2 separate regions of the Homo sapiens genome follow, and region 2 is linked to region 1. Evidence: read pairs that join two places in POLR2A ChIA-PET (ENCODE). Cell type or tissue: PC-9. All regions are shown on one strand. Each heading gives the region's core, and the rest is flanking DNA. Links, peaks and the distances in the headings are about the cores only. Region 1 overlaps TPTEP2-CSNK1E (TPTEP2-CSNK1E readthrough). Region 2 holds the start of MICALL1 (MICAL like 1).

What was found. ChIA-PET counts read pairs that join two places held together with the same protein. Peaks named below come from ENCODE experiments on the same cell type or tissue, not always from the same donor. Only the 100,000 strongest peaks of a DNase experiment are listed, where the experiment ranks them.
Region 2: POLR2A ChIA-PET joins it to region 1 with 5 read pairs; 1 of 35 experiments calls an interaction of 5 or more read pairs at or near these places.

What each region holds. Positions count from the first base shown.
Region 1 is chr22:38,325,050-38,330,413 of GRCh38, forward strand. All of the region lies in intron 5 of TPTEP2-CSNK1E (TPTEP2-CSNK1E readthrough), which reads right to left. Among named protein-coding and RNA genes, the nearest start is that of CSNK1E, 10 kb to the left of the region's middle. RefSeq lists enhancers at 1-419, 2,467-2,978 and a silencer at 575-869. In PC-9, for the core only: no CTCF peak of the experiment used is centred there; a DNase peak (open chromatin) is centred at 2,902; H3K27ac peaks cover 665 bases.
Region 2 is chr22:37,902,742-37,908,105 of GRCh38, forward strand. It overlaps MICALL1 (MICAL like 1), which reads left to right and starts at 3,556. Exons shown (of 16, transcript NM_033386.4): 1 at 3,556-3,827. The coding sequence starts at 3,682. RefSeq lists enhancers at 2,247-3,062, 3,063-3,878, 3,879-4,694, 4,695-5,364 and silencers at 3,169-3,888, 3,999-4,108. In PC-9, for the core only: no CTCF peak of the experiment used is centred there; DNase peaks (open chromatin) are centred at 2,520, 3,410 and 4,570; H3K4me3 peaks cover 2,284 bases; H3K27ac peaks cover 4,818 bases.

The DNA of each region.
Region 1 (5,364 bases), core at 99-5,098:
ACACCTGAACCTGGGAGATGGAGGTTGCAGTGAGCCGAGATCCCGCTATTGCACTGCAGACTGGGTGACAGAGCAAGACTCTGTATCAAAAAAACAAAAACAACAACAAAAAAGAAGCTAGCTTCAAATAGTATTCTGCAGCCAGGCACCGTGGCTCATGCCTGTAATCCCAGCACTTTGTGAGGCCAAGGTGGGTGGATTGCCTGAGCTCAGGAGTTCGAGACCAGCCTGGCCAACATGGTGAAACCCTGTCTCTACTAAAAATACAAAAAAAAAAAAAAAAATTAAAAAATAAAAAATAAAAAACTAGCCTGGCATGGTATGGTGGTGGTGACTGTAGTCCCAGCTACTTGGGAGGCAGGAGAATTCCTTAAACCCAGGATGTGGAGGTTGCAGTGAGCTGAGATGGCACCACTGCACTCCAGCCTGGGCGATAGAGCAATAGAGGGAGACTCCTCTGTCTCCAAAACAAAAAAACAAATAGTATCCTCCCATTTTGTAACAGTGTGACACTAGGCAAGTTCCTAAAATTCTTGAGTCTCATTTGTAAAATGGGGATAATATAAATCACAAAAACAATGTAGCCCAGAAGCAGCCCTGAGTAAGAGGAAGATGCTTACATTACAATGTTGCTATTCTTAGGAGCCGAGCAGAGTTCAATGCAGGGCTCCTGACTTGGGCTCCTCTGAGCACCTGAGCCCTGCAGGCTGTATCCCCCGCCTCTCCTTTCCTTTTGTCACCCTTCCTCTGGAGGGGCCACCGCCAGCCCCTTCTACGGTGGGAGTTGGAGATATGCAAACCTAGTTGGGCCCAGGGGAGCTGCTAGCCTTGCCCATCTTGGTCTTGGCTCTCGAAGGCCCCGGTGGGAAGCTTCTCAGGGTCCTCCCCTTTTCAGGCCCTGTTCATGGAGAGTCTGTGGCCCACAGGCTCCAGAGGTTCCCCCGCCCCCAGCCCTGCCAGCCTGAAGATGCTGTCCTGGGGCACTCTCCTCTCCTTACCCAGCTAGGCCTTGGCTCTTTGTCCCCAGACCCTTCCATGACATCCTACCCACCCCTCACTATTCCCAGGGCACAGCTTTGGCCCCAGGCTCTCTTTTCAGGCACTTCTTCCAGGGAACCTCACCACTGGGCCGTGCCCGGTCAGGTCACTCCTGCCAGGGCTTCCTCCCTCCTCTTCCATCTTCAGCGGAGAGGCAGCAGGGCAGGGTAGCAAGGTCTGGGTTTGGTCCCTGGTCAGTCTGAATTTCAGCGCGACCTTGGAGAATCCACAGCCCTTCTCTGAGGAGCTGGACAAAGTGAGTGCTAAAGCTCTCAGTCTCCCCAGCTGAAGCTAAGGGCAGGGCTGGATGGGCAAGGACCCTACACTCCACATCCCGGGCACTAAGCTGAGAAAGACCTTGAGGTGACAAATCTGGGCTCAGTGGGAAACGGCTCTCCCCGCACCCCTTACCCCCATATTCAAAACCTGAGCAGCTCCCATGAGCTCTACCTTCCAACTGGATTCTGAACCCAGCCACTCTTACCACGTGTGTCTTCCACTTGGCTACTACAGTGGCCTGTTAACCACTGAGATCTGACTGTGGCTACTGAAAATACACCAGTGGCTCCTTCTTCCCTTAGCATGAAATTCACATTCTTTCCCAGGGCCTGCTATGATCTAGCCCCTGCCTGCCTCAGACCCCATTTCAAACCTCACTCTCCCTCCCTCACTGTCTGTCATCTCACCATGCCTCAGGGCCTTTGCCTGGCTGTTCCTCTGCCTACAATGATCTCCCCAAATCCTCCATGACTGCCTCCTACTCAGGGCTCAGATCACAACTCAAAAGTCACCTCTGCACAGAAGCCCTCCTTGACTGGTCTTCAGTGGGCTTCCTTCCCCTCTGTCCTTCCTGTACTGGGGATATCCTGCTTTTTTTTTTTTTTTTTTTTTTTGATACGGAGTCAGTCTGTCGTCAGGCTGGAGTGCAGTGGCGCGATCTTGGCTCACTGCAACCTCCGCCTCCCAGGTTCAAGCGATGCTCCTGCCTCAGCCTCTTGAGTAGCTGGGATTATAGGCGCGCACCACCACGCCCAGCTAATGTTTGTATTTTTAGTGGAGACGGGGTTTCACCATATTGGTCAGGCTGGTCTGGAACTCCTGACCTCGTGATCCGCCCGCCTCGGCCTTCCAAAGTGCTGGGATTACAGGTGTGAGCCACCGTGCCTGGCCAGCTGCTTTATCTTCTTCATGGTACTTATGACTGGCTGAAACATTAACTTGTTCATTTTTAATGCTCTTAGGGTCTCTCCAAGACAGAGAAATCTCCCATAGGTGCTCCTGTGGGTACCCAACTGGTCATGGGTGCCCCGTAAATACTTGTGCAATGGTGATGTTGTGTGTGTGATCTCAGGGGTGAAGGCAGGGCCTGACACTTTCCATCCTGAGCCAGATGTTCCCTAACAGCCCTCCCTCAGGGCCACCTTGCCCCACCCATCCCTTCTCACGGTGGCTGCCTGTCCTCCTGCTCTGCTGGGGCCCTCTGTCCTCCTGCTCCACTCAGCATTCCCTGTGCTGTTGCAACTCCCAGAGGAGCCAGGAGCGCCTGTCACGTGTCCCCAGGAGCAGGGAGCACTACACAAATCCTTGGCATCCCCAAAGGGCCACCCGTGCCCGGCCTCCAGCTCACCTCTGCCTGCTTCCTTCCCTCAGCTTGGCCTGTCACCCCCGGCCCTATGGGCTCCTCTGACCCCTCTGCTCATCACAACATCCCTTGTTTGTGCTGCAGTCAACCAGCGCCCAAACCTGCTCCTTCTGTCCTCTGAGAAGCCAGGGCTTCCCGTTCCCAGCTCACACAACCACTCATTAGCTGGGCTCCGGGAATGAGGATGATTGCTGCGACTAATAATCCCGATGCCCACAGCAGCGCTCCTCGCTCGGCATAGTTGGTGCGACTCATCATCCTGCCACATCACACGTTCACCCACAAGCATTTCCTGATGCCAACTCCTTGCAGGGCCTCAGAGGTCTGCGCCGGCCCCAGCTTGCCAGGAGCTGACGATCCGACAGGAGAGGCTGAATAGACACAAGAAAAAAGAGGGTCCTACAGTATTGAGAGAATACGCTAGACAGTGACCGCCACAGGAAAGTCAGTGTCTGGGGGCAGTGGTGGTGCCAATGGCTGGCGAGCAGCCGTCTCCCCTTCGCCCTGGGCATTTTGTGATGTGGGCAGTTGCTATTCTTGTAATTTTATGTGAAGTGCTACACAAATACAGCACTGAGACAAGTCTCCGACCCCTGCTTCCCCTGCCATCAGACTGTCTCCCTAAGCCCTGTCTATAGAGAAATTCTGAAGTTGACACGGGGGTGGAAGGGAGGAGGCAGGACTTGAAAGTAGGTGGGATGCCGGGCACGGTGGCTCACGCCTGTACCCCCAGCACTTTGGGAGGCCAAGGCGGGCAGATTACCTGAGCTCGGGAGTTCAAGACTAGCCTGACCAACATGGAGAAACCCCGTCTCTACTAAAAATACAAAAAATTAACCGGGCGTGGTGGCACGCACCTGTAGTCCCAGCTACCCGGGAGGCTGAGGCAGGAGAATCACTTGAACCAGGGAGGCAGAGGTTGCAGTGAGCCAAGATTGTGCCACTGCCCTCCTGCCTGGGTGACAGAGCAAGACTCAGTCTCAATAAAAAATAAACAAATTAAATAAATAAATAAATAAATAAATAAATAAATGTAGGGGGGATCTGGATGGTGGTTGGCTGGGGGGAAGGAACAGCCCTGAGCAATAGCTGAACGGTAGGAACCTCGGATATTTGGGGGTGGGAAGGGCCCACTGTGGGGAGACCAGTCAAATGGCACCCAGGCCTCCCTCAGGGGAGAAGGCTGAAGAGGATGGAAGAGGTAAGAGGATCTCTAATCCCAGGAGCTGACTAGGAGATTTAGCCAATGGCTTTGCTCAGAACAGCTTAGAGTTTTGCTCATGGACAAGAGGAGAGAAAAAAACTAGGATTTACTGGATGGACAGCGTGCAGGCTCCCCACTGGGTACTCAGCACTGAATCTGGTTTAATAAATGCCACAGGAATCCTGTGAGCTGGAGATCACCCTGCCCATTTTGCAGGTAGAAACCTGAGGTTCACAAGGAGTTCAAGATCAGTTCAGGCAACAAGGGAGACCCTGTCTCTATTCAAAAAATAAAAAAATTAGCTGGGCATGGTGGCACATGCCTATGGTCCCAGCTACTCAGGAGGCTGAGGAGAGAGGATCGCTTGAGGCCAGGAGATCGAGGCTGCAATGAGCCAAGATCATGCCACTGCACTCCAGCCTGGGCAACAGAATAAGATCCTGTCAAAAAAAAAAAAAAAAAAAAGGAGGAAACCCGAGGCTCAGAGAGTTTAAGAGAATCTGACCAAATAATGCATAAAAGTTAGGAAGGGCCTGGCGCAGTGGCTCACGCCTGTAATTCCAGCAGTTTGGGAGGCCGGGGTGGGCAGATCACGAGATCAGGAGATCAAGACCATCCTAGCTAACATGGTTAAACCCTGTCTCTACTAAAAACACAAAAAATTAGCTGGGCATGGTGGTACGTACCTGTACTCCCAGCTACTTAGGAGGCTGAGGCAGGAGAATCACTTGAACCCCAGAGGCAGAGGCTGCAGTGAGCCGAGATTGTGCCACTGCACTCCAGCCTGGGTGACAGAACAAGACTCCGTCCAAAAAAAAAAAAAAAAAAAATTGGCCAGGCGCGGTGGCTCACGCCTGTAATCCTAGCACTTTGGGAGGCCGAAGCGGGTGGATCACTTGAGGTCAGGAGTTCGAGACCAGCCTGGCCAACATGGCAAAGCCCCATCTCTACTAAAAAAAATACAAAAATTAGCCTGGCATGGTGACGGGCACCTATAATCCCAGCTACTCAGGAGGCTGAGGCAGGAGAATCGCTTGAACCCAGAGGGTGGAGGTTGCAGTGAGCCAAGATTGCGCCACTTCACTCCAGCCTGGGTGAAAGAGCAAAACTCCATCTCAAAAAAAAAAAAAAAAAGGCTGGGCACGGTGGCTCGAGCCTGTAATCCCAGCACTTTGGGAGGCCGAGGCGGGTGGATCACGAGGTCAGGAGATCAAGACCAACCTGGCTAACACAGTGAAACCCCGTCTCTACTAAAAATACAAAAAATTAGCAGGGTGTGGGGGCGGGCGCCTGTAGTCCCAGTTACTCGGAAGGCTGAGGCAGGAGAATGGCATGAACCCAGGAGGCAGAGCTTGCAGTGAGCCGAGATCGCGCCACTGCACTCCAGACTGGGAGAGAGAGCGAGACTCCGTCTCAAAAAAAAAAAAAAAAAAATTAGCTGGGTACGGTCGCTCACTCCTGTAGTCCCAGCTACTTGGGT
Region 2 (5,364 bases), core at 74-5,073, 420 kb before region 1:
AGGCTGTTTCACACCGACAACTGCAGCTACTTCTTAGGAGGGGACTAGAGTTGAAGGAGACAGTCAAACTGGAACTTTAGATTTATTTTTAAATTTTTGATAAGAATGATGTATTCAGGCTGGGCATGGTGGCTCATGCCTGTAATCCCAGCACTTTGGGAGGCTGAGGTGGGCACATCACTTAAACTCAGGAGTTTGAGATCAGCCTGGCCAACATGGCGAAACTGTGTCTCTACTAAAAATACAAAAATTAGCTGAGCTTGGTGGCCCATGCCTATAATCCCAGCTACTAGGGAGGCTGAGGCAGGAGAATCACTTGAACCTGGGAGATGAAAGTTGCAGTGAACCGAGATCGTGCCACTGCACTCCAGCCTGGGCGAGAGAGACTCGTCTCAAAAAAAGACAGGGTCTCCCTATATTGCCCAGGCTGGTTTAGTCTTGAACTCCTGGCCTTGGCTCCCAAAGTGTTGGGATTACAGGCATGAGCCACCGTGCCTGGCCCCATTTCTTAATTGATAGTTAAAAATAAAACAAAACAGCACTGAATTAAGGGCCCAAGTCTCTCAATTCTAATCCCGAAATTATAGCATGATTTTGGGCAAGTGCCCTACTCACCTATCTCTGTGGCTTCTGATCTCACCTGTAAACACACAGACCCACCTTCCACCTGAACCCTGGATTTACAGTCTGCACAGCATTTTCTCATCCATTATCTCACCTTGTTACCCACAACCCTGGGATTCAGGCAAAGCAAGTATTATCATCCTCATTTTATAGGGTAAGAAATTGGGGTTCATGAGGGTGAGTTGTCTGGCCTGCGGTCACACACTGTGGTCGTACAGGTCCTTACTTCGAAACATTGTGAGCTGACTCAGATAATGAGTTTATAAAGCCCACAAATGGCTAATGGGGGTGACCAGGCTGTGCTGTGTAAGCTATTAGTATGGCAACAGGATCAGATATGGAGCTGTCTTCAGGGACCTAAAGGGAGCCCTTTAGGCTAGTGAGGACAGGGCTATAATCCCTCCTGGTTTCTTTTGTTTGTTTTTGGTTTTTTGTTTTTTAAATGGAATCTCACTCTGTTGCCCAGGCTGGAGTGCAGTGGTGCGATCTCAGCTCACTGCGTCCTCCACCTCCCGGGTTCAAGCCATTCTCCTGCTGGGATTACAGGTGTGTGCCACCACGCCCAGCTAATTTTTTGTATTTTTAGTAGAGATGAGGTTTCACCGTGTTAGCCAGGCTGGTCTCGATCTCCTGACCTCGTGATCTGCCTGCCTTGGCCTCCCAAAGTGCTGGGATTACAGGCGTGAGCCAAAAAAACCCACCATCTTTGAGATGGAGTCTCGCTGTGTCCCCCAGGTTGGAGTACAGTGGCGTGATCTTGGCTCACTGCAACCTCCGCCTCCCAGGTTCAAGCGATTGTCCTGCCTCAGCCTCTCGAGTAGCTGGGACTATAGGCACGTGCCACCACGCCTGGCTAATTTTTTTATTTTTAGTAGACACGGGCTTTCACCATCTTAGCCAGGCTGGTCTTGAACTCCTGACCTCATGATCCGCCCACCTTGGCCTCCCAAAGTGCTGGGATTACAGTGAGCCACCGCGCCTGGCCCAATTTTTTGTATTTTTAGTACAGACGGGGTTTCACTATGTTGGCCAGGCTGTTCTCAAGCTCTTGACCTCAGGTGATCCACCTGCCTCGGCCTCCCAAAATGCTGGGATTACAGGTATGAGCCATGGTGCCCAACCCCGCCCCCCTTAGGTTTTAATGAGAGTCCTGGGTGGTCTTTGAAGGCCTAGGTGGATGCTGGTGTCAGGATCCTGAACCCAAGTCCCTGATTTCATAAAAAGCATCCGGAATCCTGCTTTCCTGCCACTGTTATCCCACAGGGGACAGGGCAGGAGTTGGCAGCTCAGGGCTGGTGAGAAGTCCAGAGGGCTAGCCAGGCACTCTGGCCATGCTCTTCCTAGGTGGCCTGAGAGTCCATATACTGAGCCAAGATGGCGGCCTTCCAGTTGCAGGAGTGTTAGGCCAGCCCAGATTGGCAAGCTGGGTTCTCCAGGCCCTGGGCCAGTATTCTGGACTGGGACTCAGTGGACTTTGAAGAGGTAGAATTCCCTAAGTCGGCCTCTCTCCTTGATAATTTACCCAGAATGGCCCAGATGACAATCTGGGTACAAAATATTTCAGTCCATTTCATCATGTTTACCAAGTACCAGGAGTCAATAGAATTTATGAGTGATAACTAAAGGGTAAGGCACTTTACATCTTAATCCTCTCAGCCACCTTGTAAAGCAGGTATTATCTCCATTTTTAAGTCGTGGAAACTGAGGTCCAGGGAGGCACAAGATCACATGACTAAGGGAGTGGGGAAAGCCAGGATTGGAGATTGGGTTAATAGGGCTCCAAAATGCCTGATCTTTCCACTCCCCTGAGTGCTCAGGGGTGATGAAGATGACTAAGACCCTGTTCCTTCCCTTGGGAGGGAGCGAAATACCCACTCCAGCTAACTATTGCATGGGTCAGGGTGACATCACCACCTCTGCAGCAGATGGAGGCTGATTCATCTGTGGGAGAGTCAGGAGGGGCCTCTGCGGAAGGGTCGGCTGGCTGGAAGGGTTGGCTGGCTGGAAGGGTCGGTTGGCTGGCGGGGGTTTTGAAGACGGCAAAGATAGAGAATGAGCCTTGGGGAGGTTCCAGGGCCAGATACAAACTGCCTGTATGCCTCCCAGGCAGGGGCCTCCTTGGCCTAGGTCCTTCCCATAGGAACTCAAACCACCACCACACTAACCATGGCTGAGGGGACCCGGCAGGCCGCAGTGGGGAGGGACGAGATCCCTGAGCTTACACAGGGGCTGAGGGGAGCTCAGTGAATCACCTAGGGGACACCTGGACCAAAGGTGGCGGAGGGGCGCATGGGTCTCCCTGCCAAGCTATGGGGGAGGGGATGGTGGACATGACAACTTCCAGCTCAGCGGTGCTTTAGGGTGGGGAGCCGGGATGAGGGAAGCTGGTGGCTATCCGGGGGGGGGTGCTCTGAGGTCTGCAGGGGAACTGCCTCCCCAAAGTTTCAAGCTAGGGGTGGAAGGGGGGATTTGCGGTCATTAGGAGCGGGAAGGAGGCCGGATGGGAGCACGAGGTGTCCCGCCTCCAAAGGGTGGAGGGCTCCCGGTGGGTGGCGCGGCGGCGGCCGCGGCGGTGAAGTCATCGTGGGGAGTGGTCCGCTTGCGGCGGGTGCGGGGGCTTCGCGGGCACCCAGTGGAGCAGCGGGAGCCCGGCGCCGTCGAGGGGCGGGCGATGGGGCGCCGGCCCGTCTTGGTAGGGGTGGGCTCCGCACTGGAGGCGGAGCTGCTGCTGGGTGGGGCGCGCCTCCGGCGCGGACGGAGGCGGCGGGACGCCCGCTCCCACGACCGGCCCACAATGAGGCGAGCGGGCAGCGCGGAGTAGGCGGCGGCCGGCCGGGCCGGGCCACGCGGCGGCGCTGCTCGGGCAGGTTAGGGCAGGGCCGCGGGGCGCCCGAGCGAGGACACCGCGGCCCCGCCTCCGCCCCTCCCCTCGCCTGCCGGTCGGCGCCCGAGCTCGGAGCCGCAGCCGCAGCCGGAAACCGGGCCCGCGCGGCGGCCGCCGTCCCGGCCAAGCCGGGGCCCCGAAGCCAGAGCCGGAGCCGGGCGGGCCGCGGGGTCATGGCTGGGCCGCGGGGCGCGCTGCTGGCCTGGTGCCGCCGCCAGTGCGAGGGCTACCGCGGCGTGGAGATCCGCGACCTGAGCAGCTCCTTCCGGGACGGCCTGGCCTTCTGCGCCATCCTGCACCGGCACCGGCCCGACCTGCTGTGAGTGCGGGGCCCCGGGCGAGCGGGCGGCGCGGGGCGGGCTGGGGCCGCGACCGCCGCCCCCCCTCAGTAACACGAAGCCCGGGCGGTGACAGGCGCCGCCCCCGGACACGGAGACGCCGACCCCCCCGACGGCCCCGGACGCCGGGCGGGTCCCTGAGACCCCGGCCCAGGGCGCCCCTCCCCCGCCCGGCCGCCCTGACCCCGCCCGTGGGATCCCGAACTCTCCCCCGAGGCTGGTCCCTCCGCGGGGACACTGGCCCCGCCCACAAAGCGCTGATTTCCGCCGAGGATCGCTGAACCCCTAAGCCCTTGACCTCTTTGAAGGGGTGTTGAGCCCTCTTTGGGGGCCCTGGGCCTCTCCTACCCTAAACTCTTCTCCACGGGCTCGCCGGGCCTCCCCTCTCCCCCGAGGCTTCCCACTCGGGGTGGCCCCTTGCTCCGGGTGTGCAGGTGAACCCCCACTTCTCTGACCCCCAAATAGGAGCTTGTCTCCGGACAGTAGCACAGTTCCCGGCACAGAGGAGACCTCGGCTAACAGGTGTTGGATGAATGGATGTACAGACCCTGTGCTTTCCCCACGCCCCCCAACTTAGGACGCAGCCCTGCCTCCCGGGTGTGTGCTCGATGGCCCTGCAGCCCTCCTCAGTGGGGCACGCAGGTGGGGCGCGCAAGAGGAGTCACAGGCCGGCAATGTTGGGAAGACTCCTAGGATCCGATTGATAGACACCAACCGGGTGCTGCAGGTTGTGAAATGGCCCCTTCCTGCCCAGAGCTGCCCAATGAGGTTCTCATGGGAAAATGCATTCAGACTCCCCGGAACAGTTGACTTGGAGCCTCTGTCTTTGCTCTCTCTGCCTTGAGCCCTGGAACCTCTCCTCCTTTCGTCCCTTCATTCCTAAAACACTGGGTGAGTTTATCTGGTGCCATTCCTTGCACTTCAGGTCTCACCTGTGAATCAGGGAGGAGAGTTCTGGTCCCTACCCCTTTCGCATGCAGCCCTCTTGCCAGGGCTCCCCCAGCCTGGCAGATGGAGGCTTTCTGTGCCTGTTCCACCTCCAGATTTGCACTGTCCGAGGGCAGCATGTGGGAAGGCTTCTAAGGGATTGCCTCAGGATTCCATGATGCAGGTGCACCTGGTTTACCTGTATGTACCCTGCAGTACCGTGTCTGTGGGTGGTGGCTTGGGCCCTGGAGGAGAGGGTTTTGGGGCTGTGGATACAGAAGGGAACAAGATGAGGTGGTCATGTAGGTGGGCCCCTGCCCGCTGTGGGGCATGTGACACCCATACTAATGGAAGCACAAGGTTGATGCCTGGTTGCCCAGGAGCAGGGGGTAGAAGGATGGAGGAAAAGGGCACCAGGGTTAGACCTGGGCATTGGAAGGGAGGGCCCAAGGGGTCTTCTGTTTTGTTTGAGGGGCAGGAGTGAGGCAGGAAGCAGGGACAAACCCAGTGTGGGAGGGGACTTGGGTGTGAAGTGAAGCCATTTGGTGGGCCTGAGCCTGGTGGCATCAAAGTAAATAAAGGCCGCCTGGT